Linked DNA regions of Homo sapiens: region 2 is linked to region 1. The links are chromatin contacts, found by Hi-C or POLR2A ChIA-PET in ENCODE. All regions are on one chromosome and are shown on one strand. The core of a region is the stretch at or near the end of the contact, and the rest is flanking DNA. Distances in the headings are between cores, read along the strand shown. Region 1 has its middle 11 kb from the start of PLAU. Region 2 overlaps KAT6B (lysine acetyltransferase 6B).

Region 1 (5,034 bases), core at 407-2,906:
AATATCTGTTTGAGTTCCTGCTTTCAATTCTTTTGGGTAGATACCTAGGAGCAGAATTGCTTGATCATATGGTAATTCTATGTTTAACTTTTTTAGGAACTACCAAAATGTTTTCAACAGTGGCTGCATCATTTTACATTCCCACCAGCAATGCACAAGAGTTCCAATTTCTCCATATTCCCACCAGTGCCCTTTTTTTTTTTTTTTTTTTTGAGACGGGGTCTTACTCTGTCACCCAAGCCAGAGTGCAGTGGCATGATCATAGTTCACCGCAGCTTCAAACTCCTAGGCTCAAGTGATCCTCCCACCTTGGCCTCCTCAAGTACTGGGATTGAGGCCAGGCACGGTGGCGCACACCTGTAATCCCAGCACTTTGGGAGACCAAGGTGGGCGGATCACTTGAGGTCAGGAGCTCAAGACCAGCCTGGCCAACATGGTGAAACCCCGTCTCTATTAAAAATCCAAAAATTAGCTGGGTGTGGTGGTGTGCATCTGTAATCCCAGCTACTTGGGAGGCTGAGGCATGAGAATCAATTGAACCTGGGAGGTGGAGGTTCCGATTAGCTGAGATTTTGTCACTGCACTCCAGCCTCGGTGACACAGCGAGACTCCATCTCAAAAAGAAAATAAAGTACTGGGATTACAGGTGTGAGCCACTAAGCCCGACCACCAACACTTTTTCTTTTCTTTTTACTTTTGATAATAGCCATCCTAATGGGTGAGAGGTCATAGGTGAGATCGTTTTTGAACACAATACTCCAGATGCCTGAGTGTTTCAGGCTCCAGGGTCTGCTTCTCCCCCTGAGACCCCACCTCTCCCAGCTCTGAGAGCTGGTGTTTCCCTGTGGTGGCAAAATCACCCTTGCAGCTGAGCAGCCAACATGGTTCTTTCTCCTGCACCCTCTGGTTTCTTCCAAGCTCTGAAGAGCTGGCTATCTCTCTGCCTTCCACTTATGTAGGGTTGGACTGAGAAATAATACAGGCTCTAGGGAGAATACTGACTCTATTTCTGAGCCCACACTCTTCTGAACTTCTTTTTCCACATAGTCTTCCAGACCAGAGGCTACTGTGCTGACTCCATGGAGGCCAGCTATGGCTTTGACCTGCCACTGACCTCAGAACTAGAACAGCATCCAAAGTCTTGGGCAAAACTGTTTCTTGGTCCCATAAGGACCCAGGGGAACATCTTATATTGCTCTGGCTACAACCCCCATGCTATTTGAATCAGCCCCTTCCTTTGCTGAAGTTCATATCTGGGTTTAGGTCTCCAAGACAGACACTGGGTGTGGTGATTCACCCTGTCTAATCCTCATGACTCCTCAAGGGGAACTTGGAGACCTGGAATTTTGGTCAGGAGTCCCTGTTCATATTCCCAGAACCCAGGCTCTCTGGGGTAACATTTGTTTATGTTGTTTAATAGTTACATCCTCTCCATGGCCTTCTGATGTCAAGAGCAGGCCACGTCAAACCTGGCCCCCATGTTCATGTCAAAGCTGGCCCCTATGGGCTACAGACGTCCCAGGCTTTGCTTCAGCCCAGGCCTCACCCCCTTTGCTTACAAGTACCTGATGAAAATTTCTTTTTCTTTTAGCTGATTCTGTCTTCTGTGAAAGCAGGTGGAAAAGACGTTCTGCTGCATTCCACAGAAGGGAAAACAGGCATATGGAGGGAAGTGACTCAGCCAGGTTCATGGATGGAGTCAGCCACCAAGCCAGGAATGGAGCTCTATCCTCTGACTCTGAAACCACAGCCTTCACCACGGCAGTCACTCCTTTCCTCAAGAGGAAGCTTCAGCTCATGCTCGCAGATATGGCCTTTGGACTCAACAGGTGCTACTGGCATTGGGCAGTGGGGCTTTCTACCCCCGGTTCTTCCCACTCCAATCCAGGAGACTACTGGCCTTCAAATATGGATTTCATGGTACAGCACTTTAAAGGAACTTTCTAAGACTTCCTTTTTTTTTTTTTTTTTTTTTTTTTAGACACAGTTTTGCTGTTTCCCAGGCTGAAGTGCAGTGGCACCATCTCAGCTCACTGCAACCTCTGCCTCCCCGTTTCAAGTGATTCTCATGTCTCAGCCTCCCAAGTAGCTGGGAATACAGCCACCTGCCACCACGGCCGGCTAATTTTTTGTATTTTTAGTAGAGATGGGGTTTCACCATGTTGGTCAGGCTGGTCTCGAGCTCCTGACCTCAGGTGATCTGCCTGCCTTGGCCTCCCACAGTGCTGGGATTATAGGCGTGAGCCACCGTGCCAGGCCTCGAAGACTCTTTCTAAAGCAAAGCACATGACTTTCCAAGTTTGGAAAATCAAAAGCCCCTAAAGATAGGAAAGATGACAGCTGTACAAGTCCTCATGCCTTCCGTTGCACTCTCACTTCCTCTCTCGGAGTCCTCTCATTTCAATTCCCAATTCCATTACTGCACCAAGATTCTGGGGTTCATGCTCCCCACAGCCCAAGCACAGACAAATTTCAAATCACTGTCTTTTGCTTCCTATATTTCAACTGAGATTGATGGAGATTTTCAGTTTTACTAAACTTAAGCACACCCTTGCTCAAGAACCTGCAGTACCTTTCTGGAGTCTATGGAATCAAGTGCACACTTCTAGCTGCAGTAAGATCTTTTATAATCTGACCTCACTCTAGTTGAACTTAGCTCTCATGCAATGTAAACCTTCCCTAATCAAGCCAGACTTCTCACTGCTTGTGCATACATCTACACACACACACACACACACACAGAGAGAGACTTAAATACATACAGGTTTATTCTCCACAACACGTAAAAATGTTTATTCCTAGCTCCTGTCTCTTTCCAGGGGTCTTACCTGGAATTCTTGTTTCCTGCCCTCTGCCAATCCCAACCTCACCCATCTTTTAAGATTTGTTCATGGGTGAGCGCGGTGGCTCACACCTGTAATCCCAGCACTTTGGGAGGCTGAGGTGGGTGGATTACTTGAGGTCAGGAGTTTGAGACCAGCCTGGCCAACATGGTGAATCCCGTCTCTACTAAAAATACAAAAAGTGGCTGGATGTGGTGGTGTAAGCCTGTAATTCTAGCTACTCAGGAGGCTGAGGCAGGAGAAATGCTTGAACCTGGAGATGGAGGCTGAGGCAGGAGAAATGCTTGAACCTGGAGATGGAGGCTGCAGTGAGCTGAGATCATGCTACTGCACTCCAGCCTGGGTGACAGAGCAAGACTCTGTCTCAAAAAAAAAAAAAAAAAAAGATTTGTTCAGGAAGCCAGGCATGGTGGTTCATGCCTGTAATCCCAGCACTTTGAGAGGCCAAGGTGGGCAGATTGCTTGAGCTCAGGAGTTCAAGACCAGCTTGGGCAACATGGTGAAACCCCTTGTTCTCTACCAAAAATAGAAAAACTAGCCAGGTGTGGTGGCGGGTGCCTGTAGTCCCAGCTACTCAAGAGGCTAAGCAGGAGAATTGCTTGATCCTGGGAGGCAGAGGTTGCAATGAGCCAAGACAGCGCCATTGCACACCAACCTGGGTGACAGTGTGAGACCCTGTTCCCCTCCCCGCCCAAAAAAAAGATTAGTCCGGGAAATCTCTAACTTTAGTGTCTCCAGTCTCTGAACTTCTGCTGCGTTTGTGGCTGATAGGCTGCTTAATGATTAACAACTTTTACAAAAATCTTGGTAAAAATTACATAATATTTACCATCTTTATAATTTTTTATGTGTGCAGTTCAGTAGTGTTTAGTACATTTCGCTTGTTGTGCAACCAATCTCCAGAACCTTTTTTTTTCAAGACGGGGTCTCACTCTGCCTCCCAAAGTGCTGGGATTACAGGCATGAGCCACCGCGTCTGGTCCAGAACTTTTACATTTTGTAAAACTGAAGCTGTATACCCACCCATTGAACAATAACTCATCATTTCCCCCTTCCTCAGCCTCTGGCAACCACCATTCTACTTTCTGTTTGTATGAATTTGACTATTATATAAAATATAAGTAGATTTAAGTGGAATTATACAGTATTTGCCTTTTTGTGACCAGCTTATTTCACTTACTATGCTGTCTTCAGGGTTTATTGAAGTTTTAGCATGTGATGGGATTTCGTTCCTTTTTAAGACTAATATTCCATGTGTAGATATGCTGCATTTTGTTTATCCATTTATCTGCGTGGACATTTGGGTTGCTTCCCCCTCTTGGCTATTGTGAACAGTGCTGCTATGAACAAAGGTATGCAAATCTCTCATCAAGACCCTGCTTTTACTTCTATATCTAGAAGTGGAGTTGCTGGATCATCTGGTAGTTCTGATTTTTTGAGGAACTGCCATATATCAGCTGCACAATTTTACAATCCCACCAACAGTGCACAAGGATTCCACTCTCTCCACATGATCACCAACACTTGTTATTTTCTGTTTATTTTTTCTTTATAGTTGCCATCCTGTTTAAAGACTTTTTCATTGTTTCATGTAAATTCATTTTGTCTTCCTAACAGATTTCATGTGTCTTCAGGGCAGGAATCTTGCCCTGTTCTCCTGTGTACCCTCAGTGCCTAGCACCGCATGAGGCATGTCCTTAGGTGTCTGAAGGTCCTTTTTGGTTGATTGGATGAAATGAACAGTTTGAGTTGAGCTTAGTCCTTTTGAGAACTTAGGGTAGAATTCCCTTTACAAACAGAACAAGCTGACTGCTATGATACAGACTGAATGAATCTTCAGGACACTGCTGCACTGTGGAGCAAAGTCTGCATGGGGACAGTGTCACTGTCGCTTCCTCTTTGACTGAAGATGCAATATTGTGGTCATCACACAAGCTGCTGGGTCTACTCTCCCTGCAAAGCATAATGCTCTGGAAACCCAATTCTATGCAGGTAGAATCAGAAGACCTTAGAAATAAAAACAAAACCAAAAACTGACCTTGAGAAGCTCAGAGGAGGGCCAGTACGGGAACTGAGAGGAAACATCACAGATAGACAGGTACTAGTAGGTACAGCTATTCTCAACTCTGCTTTGTTCTAACCGCTACTTAATTTCCCTTCATTTTCCTGAGGTCTTGGGGAGCCAATTTTT
Region 2 (4,989 bases), core at 1,168-3,667, 1.0 Mb after region 1:
ATATTTTTAAAGTATAGATGTTTTTAAACTTGTAGCTCCTGAGTGTGAACTGTCCCTTGCTGTTTTTTGGGCATCTATCAAGGCATTTGTTCTAACCACTGAGTAAGAAGGACATCACTAAGGGGGTTGTAGCTATACCTTTCTTCTTTTTATCTTTAATTAACATGCATTGACTGCCTGGTATGTTAGAAACAGACCTGCCTATTACAGTCTCATTCCCTTCCATACTCATCCTTGCTTGTGTGGCTACCTCCCAAGCTAGGACTGCAAGACCCTTATCACTCCTGCTTACTATTGGTTTTTGTGTCCTTTTGGCAATTTTCTAGTGGCTGCTTGAACTATTGGTTGTCAGATTGACCTGATTTGTTTCACTTGTAAACAAAATGCTTAAGCCACTGTTGATTTTTGTGACAGCTCAGTTGCTTAGAGCAAGGTGTTAATGAGACATCGGTCATAGGTCCAGGCTCTGGGTTGACTGGTAAGCTTTGCTCTGGCCCATGGCCACAGACCCTGACTCCCCCTTGCCAGCTGTCTTGCACATGTAGCTATGGCTCATTATGGGGACACAGCAGGGGGTGGAGATAAGACAAGGCAAATCTGTCATCTCTGCCAGAAAAGACAACTCCTACTGATAGGTCAGTAACCTTTTCATTGGAAGAACAGCACGTTAGTATTAGCTTCTGTAGATGTGTCTAACTGAGTCTTTTTCTTAAAATAACTCATGTGATTGTATGGGTTGTCTGCAGCAAGTTTAGAATACTGCTCACATTTTAAAGCATGTTTGAATATAAGGATGGCTTTTTAGTTTGTGAAGATTATTGTCCTTAATCAGGGATTCTTAATATCATTCTCTAAAGTAGAAAAGTGAGCTTTAGAAGTCAAATTTGATAAAGCTCTAGAAAACAACTGCAAAATTGCTGTTATAAAGAAACCTGTCAAATTTAGGAAGTGCCCTCCAGGAGCCCTTCATCCCAACCAATCCTCTCCTAAAAGAAAGGAAAAAAAGAAGAAAGATGGCTAGGTAGATGGAATAGTGATCAGAAAAAAAGAACTTTTCTAGAAAAGCATACCAGTGTGCTCTTTACCAGAGCATTTTAGCAGGTAATATTTTACAAAGGACCCAGCAGATAATTGGGCAGGTTTTTTCTTTAGGAACTTAGTGTTGATGGCCTGAATTAATCTGACTAGGAATTTAGACATTTCTTCATGATATATTTTGAGTCCATAGATGATCTGATTCTAATGTGACTTCAGTTTTTAACTTACATAGCGTTAAGCAAAAGGATGTGTGTGTATGTATGTGTGTTTGTTTTACATCCTAAAGGTATTACAGGCCCCATGGTAAACTTTTTGGCTCAAGTGAATCCAGAGTTTGGTATATGTAACCTCCAGTGGTGGTTCATGAACAAACACTTCATTTCTGTAGTCATATTTTTTTTTAAAGAATAAAAGTGAGCCAGGTTTAAAACTTGTTAAGAAAATAATAGCACAGGTGATACACAGATGAAGCAAAATTGCCGTGGATGGTCTGGGAATGCCTGAGGATTGAGAAACACTGGCTGAATTATACACTGTGGCAGAAGAAATTATAGGCCCTTAGAAACAGGTAGAGGTTATTGGAAAGATTCAAGCACCTAATGTTTAGTTAGAAGGTAAGTAAGCTGGTTTCTTAAGTTCTTGTTTATTTATTGGGTGTGGGCTCAGGATAAGTTAGTTTGAAATAGATCTTAGAGAAGTAAATGCAAGACAACTTTATCAATGAGTCATGGGCAAACAATTCTATTATTAGAAGTAGTATAGAAAAGGAGTAGGAGAAGTAGAAGGGAGGAAGTCTAGTATTCATTCATTTATTTATTCATTAATTCAGCCACTATTTCTTGAGCACCTGGTGTATGTCAGGCACTGTTGTAGGCACTGGGGACACAGCAGGGAGCAAAACAGACAAGTCTCTGCCCTCATGAAATTCATTTACATCCTAATGGGAAGAGACAAATAATGTAAGTGAGTATATAGCATGTCAGCTGTGAGAAATGCTATGGAGAAAAATAAAGCAGAGTAAGGGAATTAAGGAGTGATGGGATGGGGAGGCATTGCTTTTTTAAATAGTTTGATGAGGAAAGACCTCTCTAAGAAAGTGACATTTAACTTGACTTCTGAGGGAAGTGAGGGAGCATTCCAGGCATGGAGAAGGAGTGTTCTAGATGGAGGGAACAGCAAGTGCAAAGAGCCCTTGACATGTCTGAGAAACAGATAAGAGGCCAGTGTGGCTGGCGTGGAGAGAGAGGGGAGAGTCGTCAAGTAGTAAGAGGTGAGAGCAGATGGGAGGAAGGTCTCAGCACAGGTCAGGCCTCTGGCTTTGCTGAGAGTGATGGATGCCTTTGCAGGGTTTTGAACAGAGGAGGCACATGATTTGACTTAACGTTTTAACAAGCTGTTTCCTGCTGCTGTGTTGAGAATAAGCTGTAGGCGGCACCAAGGTGGCAGCTGGGAGGGTATTGCCACAAAACAAGCAAGAGATATGATGGTTTAGGCCAGTGGTAATGGTGGAGAGTGTGAGAAGAGGACAGATTCTGGATGTATTTTGAAGTAGAGCCCGCAGAATTTGTTGATGAACTTGATGCAGAGTGTTAGAAAAAGAGAAGACTTCAAGGTTATTGGCCTGAATAACTGGAAGGATGGAGTTATCTATCACTGAGATAAACAGAGGTAACAGAAGTAAAGGGGAGAGATGGCCATGGTAGAAGGTGGATTACACCTTTAAATTTTTAAAACATATTTTTATTTAAAATAGCCCTCACTCCCTGGCCCAGTGCACACAAAGGACCTGATTTGCTTTTACCCTGAGTTTGTCACTGTAGATATCCTGGAATACTTCGTTAAAAACTATAAATAAAGTGGCCATAATACGGCTCATTTTGTTCAGATTCTAAAAAAAAATTCCTTCATAAGCAGTTGGCTTCCAAATAGCAATGCATGCTGTCAGTTTGGTGACTAATTGGGTTAGAGGTTAATAGCAAGGCAGTCCTATAAACATCAACGGGAGTGGTGTATCCAAATGAAAGCTTGCATTAGGCAACAATTCAAAGAATGAGAATGACTAAATACCATGTTACAAGCCAAGTGAATTATATTAAGAGTTTTAACTTTGAGAGAAAGGGACGTTACCCCTGAAATAACTATCTTAGTTGGATCTTCCCTACTTAATACTCATAGTTGGGTTGTAAAAATGTAAAGGTTACCATCAAAACAGCACTTCTTAACCATGAAATTGACTAACTTTGTAAAATTAGAAATTCTGTTACTTACTTCCTACTATGCTGATTGGACATTCCTTCTTTTGCCAAAAGAACAGAAAGTTGGATTTTGTGCCTTCTAGCCAAGAGAACCACACACCTCTCTCTCTGTAGACCAGCTAAATGCTTCCTACTGCTCGGTGATGAAATCAGATCATGGAATCAGTCAGTTTGCTATACTGAATTTTTTTTTTTTCAGCTGTGTTCTAATTGAACCTTTGGGGAATAAACTAATTCTTAACATCTGAAAGTTTAAAGGTCTGATACTAGAATTTATGGGGTGGTAGAGGAGACCTTTTAGTCTCTGTATCCAAACCAAAATGTAAATTTACTTTTATTTATTTTTTATTTTTTGAGAAGGAGTCTCGCTTAGGCTGGAGTGCAGTGACATGATCTCGGCTCACTGCAACCTCTGCCTCCCGGGTTCAAGCAATTCTCCCTACCTCAGCCTCCCAATTAGCTGGGATTACAGGTGCTCTTCACCACGTCTGGCTAATTTTTGTATTATTTAGTAGAGACAGGGTTTTGCCATGTTGGCCAGGCTGGTCTTGAACTCCTGACCTCACGTGATCCGCCCACCTCAGCCTCCAAAAGTGCTGGGATTACAGGCGTGAGCCACTGAGCCTGGCCAATTTCTTTTTTTATTGTGGGATAATCATTCCATACTTCTCCCTCCTCTCTAGTCCCCACCCCCACCCCCCTTTTTCCCCCCACAAGTGAAGATGATTTCCTGTGCTGGTCTAGGATTAGTTTTGTTACAGTCTGTCTTTATAAGAACATTTCTTTTCCATAATCCAGAAGCATTTTGTAAAACCTATGCCTGGAAATTGAGTCACTTTTTATTGCTTAGATTTTCTTCACAGAAAAACATAGGTTCTGTTGGATGAGTATTTGTTGTGAAAGCAAATTATTAAGGGGTGAAAATTGTCTATACAAGTTGATGTATAGGAGGATATCTGAACTGGATTAGTTGCTCTTTTATCTGTGTTTTCAAAGCTCTTTAATAGTAACTCTTATAACACTTATAACAGTGTTATCACTATTGTTTGGGCATCATTCCATTCTGCTAGACTGGGAATTCTTTTATAATACAGTGCCTGATAGGCATCCATTCATTCCTTGAAATAATGTATTGAGTGCTCATTATGTGCTTGAAATAGAGTGTGTGCAGGAGCCAGAGCAGTCGGCAGAACAGATGCAGCTTGTGTCGCATGTGCGTACAGCCCATGGCAGGGTGGGGGGCAGGGGACCCAGCAAACAAGATACAGATAACTGCGCAGTACAGTGCCAATATGCACAGGAACAGTGACTGTCCCCTACCTACATAAATGCATAGACCTCATATGTGTATTGTGAATCCTCTATAATTGTTGAATTTGACTTTGAAATTAAACACTTGATATTTTAGACTAGTCAAAAATGGGATATGTTATTATTTTAATAAAAACACCATTGTATCCAGCCGGGCACAGTGGCTCACGCCTATAATCCTAGCACTTTGGGAAGCCGAGGCGGGCAGATCACCTGAGGTCAGGAGTTCAAGACCAGCTTGGCCAACATGGCAAAACCCCGTCTCTACTAAAAATACAAAAATTAGCTGGGTGTGGTGGCACACGCCTGTAATCCCAGCTACTTGGGAGGCTGAGGCAGGATAATCACTTGAACCCTGGAGGCCTAGGTTGCAGTGAGTCGAGAT

Evidence for each region. Hi-C counts contacts between places; a loop is a spot of excess contacts on that map. ChIA-PET counts read pairs that join two places held with the same protein, here RNA polymerase II (POLR2A).
Region 2: a map of PC-3 shows a loop between it and region 1 (3-fold over the local background). The contact joins two enhancer-like sites. A Hi-C loop is called at or near these places in 1 of 168 maps with a recorded cell type or tissue (PC-3). POLR2A ChIA-PET finds 5 or more read pairs at or near these places in 2 of 52 experiments (RWPE1 and T-cell).

Annotation. Positions count from the first base shown.
Region 1 is chr10:73,897,860-73,902,893 of GRCh38, forward strand. No RefSeq gene overlaps it. Among named protein-coding and RNA genes, the nearest start is that of PLAU, 11 kb to the right of the region's middle. Within about 2 kb of position 1,657, at least 8 of the 41 ENCODE cell types and tissues checked have a DNase peak (open chromatin) inside an H3K27ac peak, as active enhancers do; they include PC-3, where a contact is called at or near this core.
Region 2 is chr10:74,921,419-74,926,407 of GRCh38, forward strand. All of the region lies in intron 3 of KAT6B (lysine acetyltransferase 6B), which reads left to right. Among named protein-coding and RNA genes, the nearest start is that of KAT6B, 97 kb to the left of the region's middle. Within about 2 kb of position 2,418, at least 9 of the 41 ENCODE cell types and tissues checked have a DNase peak (open chromatin) inside an H3K27ac peak, as active enhancers do; they include PC-3, where a contact is called at or near this core.